Linked DNA regions of Homo sapiens: regions 1 and 3 are each linked to region 2. Evidence: chromatin contacts called from ENCODE Hi-C or POLR2A ChIA-PET data. All regions are on one chromosome and are shown on one strand. Each heading gives the region's core, a stretch centred on a gene start or an enhancer-like site at or near the end of the contact. The rest is flanking DNA. Distances are from core to core; before and after follow the strand shown. Region 1 holds the start of SPRYD3 (SPRY domain containing 3). Region 2 overlaps CSAD (cysteine sulfinic acid decarboxylase). Region 3 overlaps EIF4B (eukaryotic translation initiation factor 4B).

Region 1 (3,629 bases), core at 827-3,326, 80 kb before region 2:
CTCAGCCTCTGTGACCCAGAAGGTAGAGAAGGCACTGGCCTTGAGGCCAGCTGCCCAGATTGACCTCAACAACCCTCATCTTCTTTCTTCCATTCAACAAACATTTACCAAGCACCTACTCTGTGTGCTTTTCTCCGTGCTAGGGATGGAGCTGTGAACAAGATGGACAGGATTCCCATTCTCACAGGCTGGGAGGTGGACACGACAGGCAATAAACAGACATAATTTCAGGCAGTGGAGAAAAGAACAGGGTGATATGATAAAGAATCTGGAGGCAGTGGATAGAGTGGACAGAGGCGGTCTCTCTGAGGAGGTGACATTTGAGTTGAAAAGGAGCTAGGCATGACAAGCCAGGCATATTCCAGGCAGGAAGGGCAGCCACAGGTCCTTGGATGGAAGAGAGCTGGCATGGTAGAGAAACAGAAAAAGGCATGGACAGCTGGTATATAGGGAATGTGAGGGAGAATGTACAAGATGAGAATAAGGCAGGAGTCAGATCATGGCCCTACAGACAATGAAATGGTAAGGACTCTGGATTTTATTCCAAGATGGAAATTTCTGGAGGGTTGTAAGCAAGGAAATGCCATGATTGGCTGGGTATGATGGCTCATGCCTGCAATCCCAGCACCTTGGGAGGCTGAGGCAGGAGGATCGCTTGAGGCCAGGACCCAGACCAGCCTGGGCAACGTAGTGAGACCTCATCTCTACTAAAAATTAAAACAATGAGCCAGGTGTGGCAGCATGCACCTGTAGTCCCAGCTACTAAGGAGACTGAAGATGGCTTGAGTCTGGCAGGTCAAGGCTGCAGTCAGTTCTGATTGTGCCACTACATTCCAGCCTGGCTGACAGAGCAAGACCCTGTCTCAAAAAAAAAAGAAAAAAAAATGCCATGATCCTGGGCCTGGTGGCTCACGTCTGTGATCCCAGCACTTTGGGAGGCCGAAGTGGGAGGATCACAAGGTCAGAAGTTGAAGACCAGCCTGACCAACATGGTGAAACCCCATCTCTACTAAAAATACAAACAAATTAGCCAGGCGTGGTGGTGCGCACCTGTAATCCCAGCTACTCAGGAGGCTGAGGCAAGAGAATTGCTTGAACCTGGGAGGTGGAGTTTGCAGTGAGCCGAGATCGTCCCACTGCACTCCAGCCTGGGTGACAGAAACTCCATCTCAAAAAAAAAAAAAAAAGCCACGATCTTAATCAGTTCCTAAAGATCATTCCAGCTGCTGGTTGGAGAACTGATCACAAGAGGATCAAGAACAGATGTGGGCAAACAATTCAGACGTTGTTGCAGCAGTTCACATGAGAAATGACATCCACTAAGTCGGTAGCAGCGCCGATGGATGGGGGTGGGATGATCCAGGTATTTAAACAACCATCAGTCCCTACATATAAATGAATGAATGATTTTTCCTGGGAGCCAAAAGTGAGAAAGAGGTGAAGTACTCTTCTCTTCCCATTCCCTAAACACTGGGACAGGGGTTTTCTTGAGGCCTGACATTGCCTTGCACACGGTAGGTGCTTAGTAAGCCTTGGCTGGGCTGAATTTGATCCCAATACGCAAATTACGACTCTTATGCAGTAGCTACAACCCACCACGTGGCCCAGAAGAGTAGGCACCTGTGGGACAGACAGCCCTAAGATTCCACTCCCGGGCACTCAGCCAGGACTCAACCCCAGGTAGATGCTGGTTGCGCAGACCCCACAGTCTTGGCACCGGCGAGTGGCGGCCCTACTGGGCCCTGTCTCCTCCCCGGGCACGGCCTGATCACTGAGATGAGACCCGGGAGCAGCCGGGCCCCAGCCCATCCGTGTGCCTACGCCCAGTCTCCCCAGGCCCTGCACTGGGCCGAGGGTGCAGCAACAGAAGAAGCCCAGTGACCAGAGCGCAGGGCCCCGCCCCTGGCCCCAGAGCCCCCGCCCAGGACCCCCGCCTTCCGCTTCAGGCTCCGGGGAGATACGAGGCCTCCGGGACCCCGCCCCCGATCCCCGCCTACCGGGGCCGCCGCGTCCTCCTCATCCATAGGCCTCTCAGCTCCGCACACAAGCTCTTCGGCCGCCGCCACCACACACATCCGGGTCCCCGCCTTTCCTTCACTCCTAGAGGCCCGCCCCGTCCCCCATCTAAGCCAATCAGCAACGGCCTCTGACGACGGGCACCTGCAGGAGCCAATCGGAAGGCGCAGGCAGGGTGTGGGGCGCGGCCCGGTGCCCTGGGTACCCAGCTCAGGGCCCCGGTCTGGTCAACCCGGCTGTTGCTGGGGTGAGCGAAGGCGACGTGGCAGCGCGGACGCTGCTGGGTGCCTGGGCGCCGCTGAGGCGGACAGGGGGCGGCTCTTGAGCGGCGCCGGGGAGACGGGACGGGCGGAGAAGGTGGCCACGCTCGCACAAACGTTGCGAGTATTACTTGAGCCCTCCTTCCGCGCTGGACTGAAATAAAAGCTTTACCGGAATGTCCATTTAATCCACGGTGCAGCCTTATGAAATAAATCTTATCTCCTTTTTACGGATGGGCCGAAGGCTGGCCTCGATAGCCTGCGCGCTTAACTGTTATGCTGTGTACCCTCCCGAGCTCTGTTTCATGGCACCGCTCGCTCATTATTGGCAAGAACATTCCATTCCAGGAGGAGAGAACTGGGGATGCAGAAGGCACAGTGGCACGAAGCGGCATTCTGTGGAGGAACACAGGGCTTTGGTAGGCTGAAGGAAAGTTAGACTGGGGTTAGAATGTGAAGGGACGAAGACACGAATATTTATTGAACACCTACTAGGGAGTGCCTACCTGCCATTCTGGGGGGTTGGACTCCTAGATGAGGACTTCCTTGCTCCCTTCCCATCACCATATCTCTCTCTTCTGGACGGAAAAGATTCCTCTCCTCTGTAGCACCTCATTTATAATACTTTTTTTTTTGAGACGGAGTCTCACTCTGTCGCCCAGGCTGGAGTGCAGTGGCGCGATCTCGGCTCACTGCAAGCTCTGCCTCCTGGGTTCACGCCATTCTCCTGCCTCAGCCTCCCAAGTAGCTGGGACTACAGGCGCCCGCCACCACGCCAAGCTAATTTTTTTTGTATTTTTGGTAGAGACGGGGTTTCACCGTGTTAGCCAGGATGGTCTCGATCTCCTGACCTCTTGATCCGCCCACCTCGGCCTCCCAAAGTGTTGGGATTACAGGCGTGAGCCACCGCCCCCCGCCATTTATAACACTTATTACCGTCTTGCTTTCGTTATTGGAGTTACTTGTGTGTGTAGACCCGTCTCTGCTAGACTGTGAGCTCCTTCAGACCCCAGACTATTCTATTCTTATCACACTAGGTACTCTAACGTGTTGAGTGCCAGGAAAGCCATCAGCTCGCATACCGTGAATAGTGCCCACTCGGCATAACGGCAATGGGTGATAGGAATAGATGAGATGGGAAACAGAGAAACCCGGATTAGAGCCCCAATTCTGTGTGACTAAAAGGTCAAGGTCTTGGTGTTCTCATCCCTAAACAAGAATTATTGAAGTATGTGTTCTTTTAGCTCCCTTCCAGCCCCTGGATGACTCAGTTCTGAATAGCTACCCTTCCAACTCATCTCCACCTCCTTTTGATTCCCTCATTGCTTCTCCTCCGCTCCTCTTCTTGTGTTA
Region 2 (3,396 bases), core at 467-2,966:
TTTTAAAATTGCCTATTATCCTATTCCAGGGAAAACTATTAACATTTTGCCATATTTCATTTTATCAGTCTTTTCCTATGTATTTTTGAACACAGCTCAAATATTACTCTATATAAAGACTTGTATTCAGCTTTTTCAACATAAATTACATTAAAGTTATTTTTATGTCAATAAAAATTATCTTTGTAAACAAAATTTTAATGGCAAAATAACATTTCATCATATAGACATACTGTAATTTATTTAAACACTCTCCTAAAATCAAATATTTAGTTAGGAGAAAGTTAGTAGGTCAAAGCATATAAACATTGCGCAGGTCACTGTGGCCTAAAAAGGCTGTTCTTTTTTATTTTTTTTGGAACAGAGTCTCGTACTGTTGCCCAGCCTGGAGTGCAGGGGTGCAATCTCGGCTCACTGCAACCTCTGCCCCCTGGGTTCAAGCAATTCTGCCCCAACCTCCTGAGTAGCTGGGTTTACAGGCACAGGCCACCATGCTCGGCTAATTTTTGTATTTTTAGTAGAGACAGGGTTTCACCTTATTGGCCAGGCTGGTCTCGAACTCCTGACCTCAAGTGATCCACCCGCCTCGGCCTCCCAAAGTGCTGGGATTACAGGCGTGAGCCACTGCACCCGGCCTCAAAGGCTGGGAGGGAATGCAGTGACTCTGCGGGTGAGGGGTGGTATCAAGGCCGGCAGCAAGACAGAGAAGGCTCACAGGTCCTGGCCTAGCCGCTCCAGCTCGTTGAGGAGGAAGTCCATATCAGCACAGGTCAGTGCAGAGTTGGCCACAACCACACGGAAGAAGTTGCCCCGGGTCCCGTGGGGCTGGTAGCCAATCATCATGGAGCCCTCCTTCACCATGCGCTCCTTGAGCACGGGGGCCACCTGTGGAAGGGTGGAGAGAGATTCCAGCTGCAGCCTGGGTCGGCTGACAGGTAGGCTGGCTTCTTGTCCTGCCAGGCTTCCAGAGGTGCTTTTCCTTCCCACCCAGCCACCTTCTGGGGGTAGCACACCTTGCTCAGACCTTGACCTTGGCCTCAGTTTACCTTTCTGTCATATCTAACCTGCTTGGCCTTCGCTATCTTCTGCTTTTCTCCCCATTTCTCCTGTCTCCAAGAAATCTGTCCTGTGGGACATTTTCTGCCAAATCTTGACTTTCTCTTGATTCCTAACACTGCTTTAGTCTAACTTCAAGCCTTGGTCATCTAAGCCTTAGTCAACACCTTCTTCTCCCCTCTCTTAATTCCTGTAATATTTTTGATAATATTAATCTGTGCCCTGTGATCTAGCAAGTAATTTACAACACTGCCTTGAACACATTGCTTCCAAGTAGGTAACTCTTGCCTTATAATAACAACTCCATAAGGGCAAGAACATTTGTCCTTTCAGATCATCTGCAGCACCTAGTACCACTCTATCTTTAGGGACCAGGATATAACACAGCTCCTCGCCTCCAGATGGCACTTCTAGACTGGCTTTCTCGGGTTGCTGTGTCCCTAGCACGGGTAATAAGGCTTTTCCATGATCATTCTGCCTCATATCTGTCCTGGGCCTGAGTTCCCAGCCCAATTGCCAGCACAAGGCTCTGTGTACTACACACTGGTGACTTCTCTGACTTCTCCTGTAACACACGTCGCTGCTTCTTACTTCCCAGAAACATACCTTCCTCCCCATCCCCACCCCTACCGAAAAGAGAGCATCCACGCCTCAGAGCAAGAGACCAGCAAGGAGACCTGCCATGCCACTCCCAGCCAACAGGGGGCAGAAGCGCATCAGTTGCATCAGCTCCCTAACGGGTAAAGAGAGCAGCACAGCACGCCTACCTTTGACAGCCTTTCGTGGTAATCTGGACTCTCCTGCTTCCCTCGCAGGCTGGGGGGTACGAACCAGAAACACACATTGACAAACTCAGGCTGAGAGGAATGAGAAAGAGGAAGGTGTGAGCTGAGAAAGGGGGACCGTTTTCCCTCTCCCTGCCCCTTTCCCCTCTCCCTGCCCTTTTCCCTCCACTAGGGCTTTAGTTGGGGCTTGGGGGCTGCAAAAGAGCTAGGCTGGGGCAGGGGCCACAAAATAGAAAGGGGTCCTACCTCCATGACTAGCTCAAACCCTTCCCGCTTCTTCATTTCCTCCACCAGGTACCTGTGAACAGAGAGTGAGAAACCATAGGCGGGGAGGAAAAGCAGAGATCCAGACAGAAGAGGCCCACGTAGAATGAGCCACAGAGAGACCGAGAGAAAAGTAATCCCGGGAGCAGGAAAGAGGGAGGGGCATGGACCCAGGAGAGGGGAACAGGGACGACCCCCCACCTCCTCCCGCCTACCGGGCAAGGACAAAGGCCTGGTCGATGCGCCGCTCCAGCCCTTGATCGCCCTGTGCCTTCCACATGAGCCACAGCTTCAGACAGTCCACACGGCGGCCACACTGCACCACCTTGTCTCCCGTGTCCAGAGCCACATCGTAGAACTTGTCCTGCTGGAAAAGGTAGCTGGCCTGGGACCCATGGCAGCGCTTGAGCAGGTTCTGTGTGGGGGTGAGGAGATTGTCAGACCCTACCCTCTCCACCGAGGCTTTCCTCCAGGGCTGCACTGTGGGGGTCTTAGCTCAGGATACCCTCTTCTTTCCCTGGAGCCAGATGGCACTGCTGGGACGGCTGCCTGCTGGCTCCAACACCTTTCTTTGGGTTTCCTCCCAATACCCAGGGTTCTTCCCAAACTCTGATGGCAACCTCAAGCTAGAAACTCCAGGATACCTCTGACTCCAACTTCAAGCTGGAAACTTTTCTTTTAAGAGAGGCCACTGGGGGAGTGAAGGAGCCTAATACAGGTTAGGGTGGTAGCTGAGATGCAGCTTCAGAAGGGATGGTAAAGAGAATAGAGAAAGGCCTGAACTTTATCTAAGGTGGGATAGAGAAGGCAGAGCTCCAGAGAGAGGTGGGGCTGGTGCAGGGGCAGGGGCAGACCCACCGAGGTATCCTGGAGAAGAAGTGCAGAGCATTGCAGGCCTGCTGCGAGGAGCTTGTGGGGATTCCAGGCCACAGAGTCAGCCCTGGATGGGGTGGAGCAAAGGCAGGTCAGTGGCTCCTCCTCCAGCTGCCCAACCAGAGCCCTTCCTCCTTTTCCAGGTCCCCAGCAAAGGGGCTTTGGTCTCACCCTCACCCCAGCATCAGGAAGAACTGCCATGTCTGACCTCCCAGCTCCAATCAATCCTCTCTCCAGTCCCCCTCCCCTCAGCCTCCTACCCCAGCCATGTTAAACTCCCTAGTCCATGATGATTCTCTGGACCAATGGTTTGAAGGGCGGGATTTGGGAAGAAGGGGACTGTATGCACCTCTGGATCCCATCCAGGAGATGCCTGTGTGTCTGTGACAGCAGGACGCTCCCACCCCAGGCAGCCTGT
Region 3 (3,554 bases), core at 920-3,419, 120 kb before region 2:
CCAAGTAGCTGTTATACGACGGGTGCACGCAACCATGCCTGGCTAAATTTAAAAAATTTGTTTTTTTAGAGATGGGGTCTCACTACACTCCCCAGGCTGGTCTCAAACTCCTGGCCTCAAGCAATCCTGCCTCAGCCTCCCAATGGGGGCTCCTTGTTTTTAGAAGACACTTAACTGCATTTTTTAAAAAACGCACGTGTAGGTTGTTGTTTTTTGAGATGGAGTCTCACTCTGTCAGCCAGGCTGGAGTGCAGCAACATGATCACAGCTCACCTCATCATTTCTAGTAGCTGGGACTGCAGGCACATGCCACATCCAGCTAATTTGTCTATTTTTTGTAGAGCTGGGGTTTCACCATGTTGTCCAGGCTGGTCTGAAACTCTTAGGCTCAAACGATCCGCCCCCAACAGCCTCCCAATATCCTAAGATTACAGGCGAGAGCCACTGCACCCAGCCAGTAGGTGGTTTTTCATAAATATGATTGCATCATAGTCCATGTGTGTTGAGTTTTAAGCTGAAGTTGAGCAGTGGTTACTAGAGTTTGGGGTTTCATTGTAGGTCCTCTTCACATATGTATATTCTCCAGGTCAAGACACTTTTAACATTGAGAATGCAGAAAGGCTGTAAAGGATACTCATTCCTAAAAAGGTCACATGGCTGGGTGTCCCTTAAGTTGTATACATGGTCATTATTTTTTCTATTTCTCTGTGCATCAGTAAGACATTGTTCTGGAAATACTTGTAAACCACTGGTTTAGGGATAAATCCATCTTTGGGAGCCAAAACTTGGATGTGGACCATTTTCCACACTGTTGAGATCCTGGTAGATGCGTGAGCATCTGCAGCCTGATAATTTGATATTTTCACTCTGGCTTCACAGATGCACGAAGGAGAGAGAGTGAGAAGTCTCTAGAAAATGAAACACTCAATAAGGAGGAAGATTGCCACTCTCCAACTTCTAAACCTCCCAAACCTGATCAGCCCCTAAAGGTAATGCCAGCCCCTCCACCAAAGGAGAATGCTTGGGTGAAGCGAAGTTCTAACCCTCCTGCTCGATCTCAGAGCTCAGACACAGAGCAGCAGTCCCCTACAAGGTGAGTCAGTTTGGAAACAGTAGTTGGTTAACTGCAGATTCTAAAATACTGTGATGTAATGATGGAAGATCTCCTACGGGATGCCAGCGTTGTATAGCACCTTATAAGTTATGCTGGCTTTAGTCTCTTAGTGTGCTGGAACTGGCTCATAAGACCTAGTTGTTCCATTTTCTGGAGTTCCACCACTTTGATAGCTTGAAATCAGCTATGATGGGAGTACTAATGCCGCACAAATCTGCAAATACTGTAAGTCAGAGGCTTCCCTTTTGCCACATATTGGCAGTATGGTAGGGGGTAACTTCCTTTCATTTCTCTTAAGTCTTCTCATTTGTAAGCAAAATAGCAACACTATTAGCCTGGCGTGGTGGCAGGTACCTGTAATCCCAGCTACTCGGGAGGCTGAGGCAGGAGAATTGCTTGAACCTGAGAGCGGAGGTTGCAGTGAGCCGAGATGTGCCATTGCACTCCAGCCTGGGCGACAGAGTTAAGACTCCAAAAGAAAAGAAAATAGCAATACTAATCCTGCATGATGTGATGATTAGAAAGCATATGGCACTTTAGTGTTCAAATTACTGCTTTCATTGTAATCTTTCCCATATTTTAATGTTCCATAACATTGAGTATGATTTTGTTTTCTATAAAGCTTACCCACTGCATTTGGAGGATGATTATGTTTCTTGGTTGTTTTCTCCCTGAAACAACTGATGAATGTGATTACCTGTTTTCCTTCTAGTGGTGGGGGAAAAGTAGCTCCAGCTCAACCATCTGAGGAAGGACCAGGAAGGAAAGGTGAGCTCATAGTATGGGAAATAGGTTTTTCACCTAGAAGCCTAAATAAAAAGGCCTCCAAAATTAGATTTTGAAGAGCAGTGTGTCTCGCACCTGATACCGTGTTAAGAGTTCTTGGGTTGGCCAGGCGCAGGGGCTCACACCTGTAATCCCAGCACTTTGGGAGGCCAAGGCGGGCAGATCACAGGGCAGGAGTTTGAGACCAGCCTTACCAACATGGTGAAACCCCGTCTCTATTAAAAATACAAAAAAAATTAGCCGGGTGTGGTGGCACATGCCTGTAATCCCAGCTACTCGGGAGACGCTGAGGCAGGAGAATTGCTTGAACCCGGGAGACGGAGGTTGCAGTAAGCCAAGATGGCCCCACTGCACTCCAGCCTGGGCGACAGAGCAAGACTCTGTCTCAAAAAAAAAAGAATTATTGGGTTATCTACCTTTTCTTGCCAGTAGAGGGAGGAGTGGCCTCTTTGGAGAAAGTATGAAACCCTGCCCTTTCCTGGTAGAACATTTCTTTGACGGGGAGAAAAAAATCGGAAGGAAATTAACCAAGGTCACTACAGAGCGTCATAATCTTTATTTCCAGCTTGCTTTTCATGATGGCATATCCCTACATGGAACTTTTTAGTGGATTTTGTTTGTTTTTTGTATTTTTGTGTGCTGTAGAGGATGTGGAAAGAAGGGCTTCAGGAAGGAAGTCTGGGTTGGGGTGAGGTTAGTTTCCCTCAGTACATGTGGGCACAATTTTCTTCAGCTTAAGGGAAATCTTAGGAGAGGGACATTGATACTTTTACTTGCCTTTAATTTGTTTACATTACTGCCCAAGCAGATGAAAATAAAGTAGATGGGATGAATGCCCCAAAAGGCCAAACTGGGAACTCTAGCCGTGGTCCAGGCGACGGAGGGAACAGAGACCACTGGAAGGAGTCAGATAGGTATGCTTGTTCTCTTTCTCATCTTTCCTCTGATCCACATGTTTGTGTAATTAAGAAATTAAGTTCTTGGTTCTCAGAGCACTGCCAGATCGCTCATTGTGAGCAAACTAAAGTCAGCCAACGTAGACAGTTAAGATTCTGAAAATCTAGAAGTAATACATCATCCAGACAACAAGGACTGTTGACTAGAGGTGCCTGTTCAGTGCCTTGAAACTGCATGCATACACATGTTTGTATTAGGCGAGTCCTTTCCTAAAGACATGGTTTTATGCTTACGTCTCTGCAGGAAAGATGGCAAAAAGGATCAAGACTCCAGATCTGCACCTGAGCCAAAGAAACCTGAGGAAAATCCAGCTTCCGTAAGTGTTGAAGGCTGCTCCCAATTTTTCATTCTAAGAAAAATTCTTAGAATTCTAAGTATTCTTACTAAGAATTAAAAATTCTTAGTATTCTAAACTTTTTGCCGTTGGACTTCTTTCCATTTGGAATACAAAGTGTTTGGAAATAAGACATTGGTCTTTACTGAAATAGCGAAAGAAGTTTAGCTTTTTCCTGGTTTCTGTCTTCCTTTGTTCTCATCCCTTCTGCAAGGTGTAGAGGTGGTATGAGACTATAGTAAGATCGCATGTGCCTCTGACCCTCTTCCCTAGCTCCTCTCCAATGGACAATGCTGATGAGCAAGCAAGTGGGTGTCATCTGACTGTCATCCCCCATTGCCAAAGGATCAGTATCCTGTGTCT

Evidence for each region. A loop is a pair of places that touch in the nucleus more often than their neighbours do. ChIA-PET counts read pairs that join two places held with the same protein, here RNA polymerase II (POLR2A). Pooled maps may share reads with other maps.
Region 1: a map of tibial artery shows a loop between it and region 2 (4-fold over the local background). The contact joins the promoter of SPRYD3 here to the enhancer-like site in region 2. A Hi-C loop is called at or near these places in 15 of 168 maps with a recorded cell type or tissue (CD8-positive, alpha-beta T cell, GM12878, HCT116 and 11 more), 14 of 37 single-sample maps with no recorded cell type and 19 of 50 pooled maps. POLR2A ChIA-PET finds 5 or more read pairs at or near these places in 17 of 52 experiments (A673, AG04450, CD4-positive, alpha-beta T cell and 12 more).
Region 3: a loop to region 2 is called in a pooled map, with 2.1 times the contacts of the local background. The contact joins two enhancer-like sites. A Hi-C loop is called at or near these places in 1 of 50 pooled maps. POLR2A ChIA-PET finds 5 or more read pairs at or near these places in 3 of 52 experiments (A549, AG04450 and GM10248).

Annotation. Positions count from the first base shown.
Region 1 is chr12:53,077,314-53,080,942 of GRCh38, forward strand. It overlaps SPRYD3 (SPRY domain containing 3), which reads right to left and starts at 2,077. Exons shown (of 11, transcript NM_032840.3): 1 at 1,998-2,077. The coding sequence starts at 2,020. RefSeq lists a silencer at 1,778-2,057.
Region 2 is chr12:53,157,800-53,161,195 of GRCh38, forward strand. CSAD (cysteine sulfinic acid decarboxylase) reads right to left here. Exons shown (of 17, transcript NM_001244705.2): 12 at 3,328-3,392; 13 at 2,964-3,045; 14 at 2,321-2,520; 15 at 2,088-2,139; 16 at 1,824-1,913; 17 at 1-885. The coding sequence ends at 712. Among named protein-coding and RNA genes, the nearest start is that of ZNF740, 21 kb to the right of the region's middle. RefSeq lists enhancers at 754-1,254, 1,628-2,255. Within about 2 kb of position 1,717, at least 5 of the 41 ENCODE cell types and tissues checked have a DNase peak (open chromatin) inside an H3K27ac peak, as active enhancers do; they include Panc1, ascending aorta, prostate gland and 1 more, where a contact is called at or near this core.
Region 3 is chr12:53,036,530-53,040,083 of GRCh38, forward strand. It overlaps EIF4B (eukaryotic translation initiation factor 4B), which reads left to right. Exons shown (of 15, transcript NM_001417.7): 11 at 880-1,093; 12 at 1,827-1,882; 13 at 2,709-2,814; 14 at 3,101-3,173. Among named protein-coding and RNA genes, the nearest start is that of TNS2, 12 kb to the right of the region's middle. Within about 2 kb of position 2,170, at least 3 of the 41 ENCODE cell types and tissues checked have a DNase peak (open chromatin) inside an H3K27ac peak, as active enhancers do.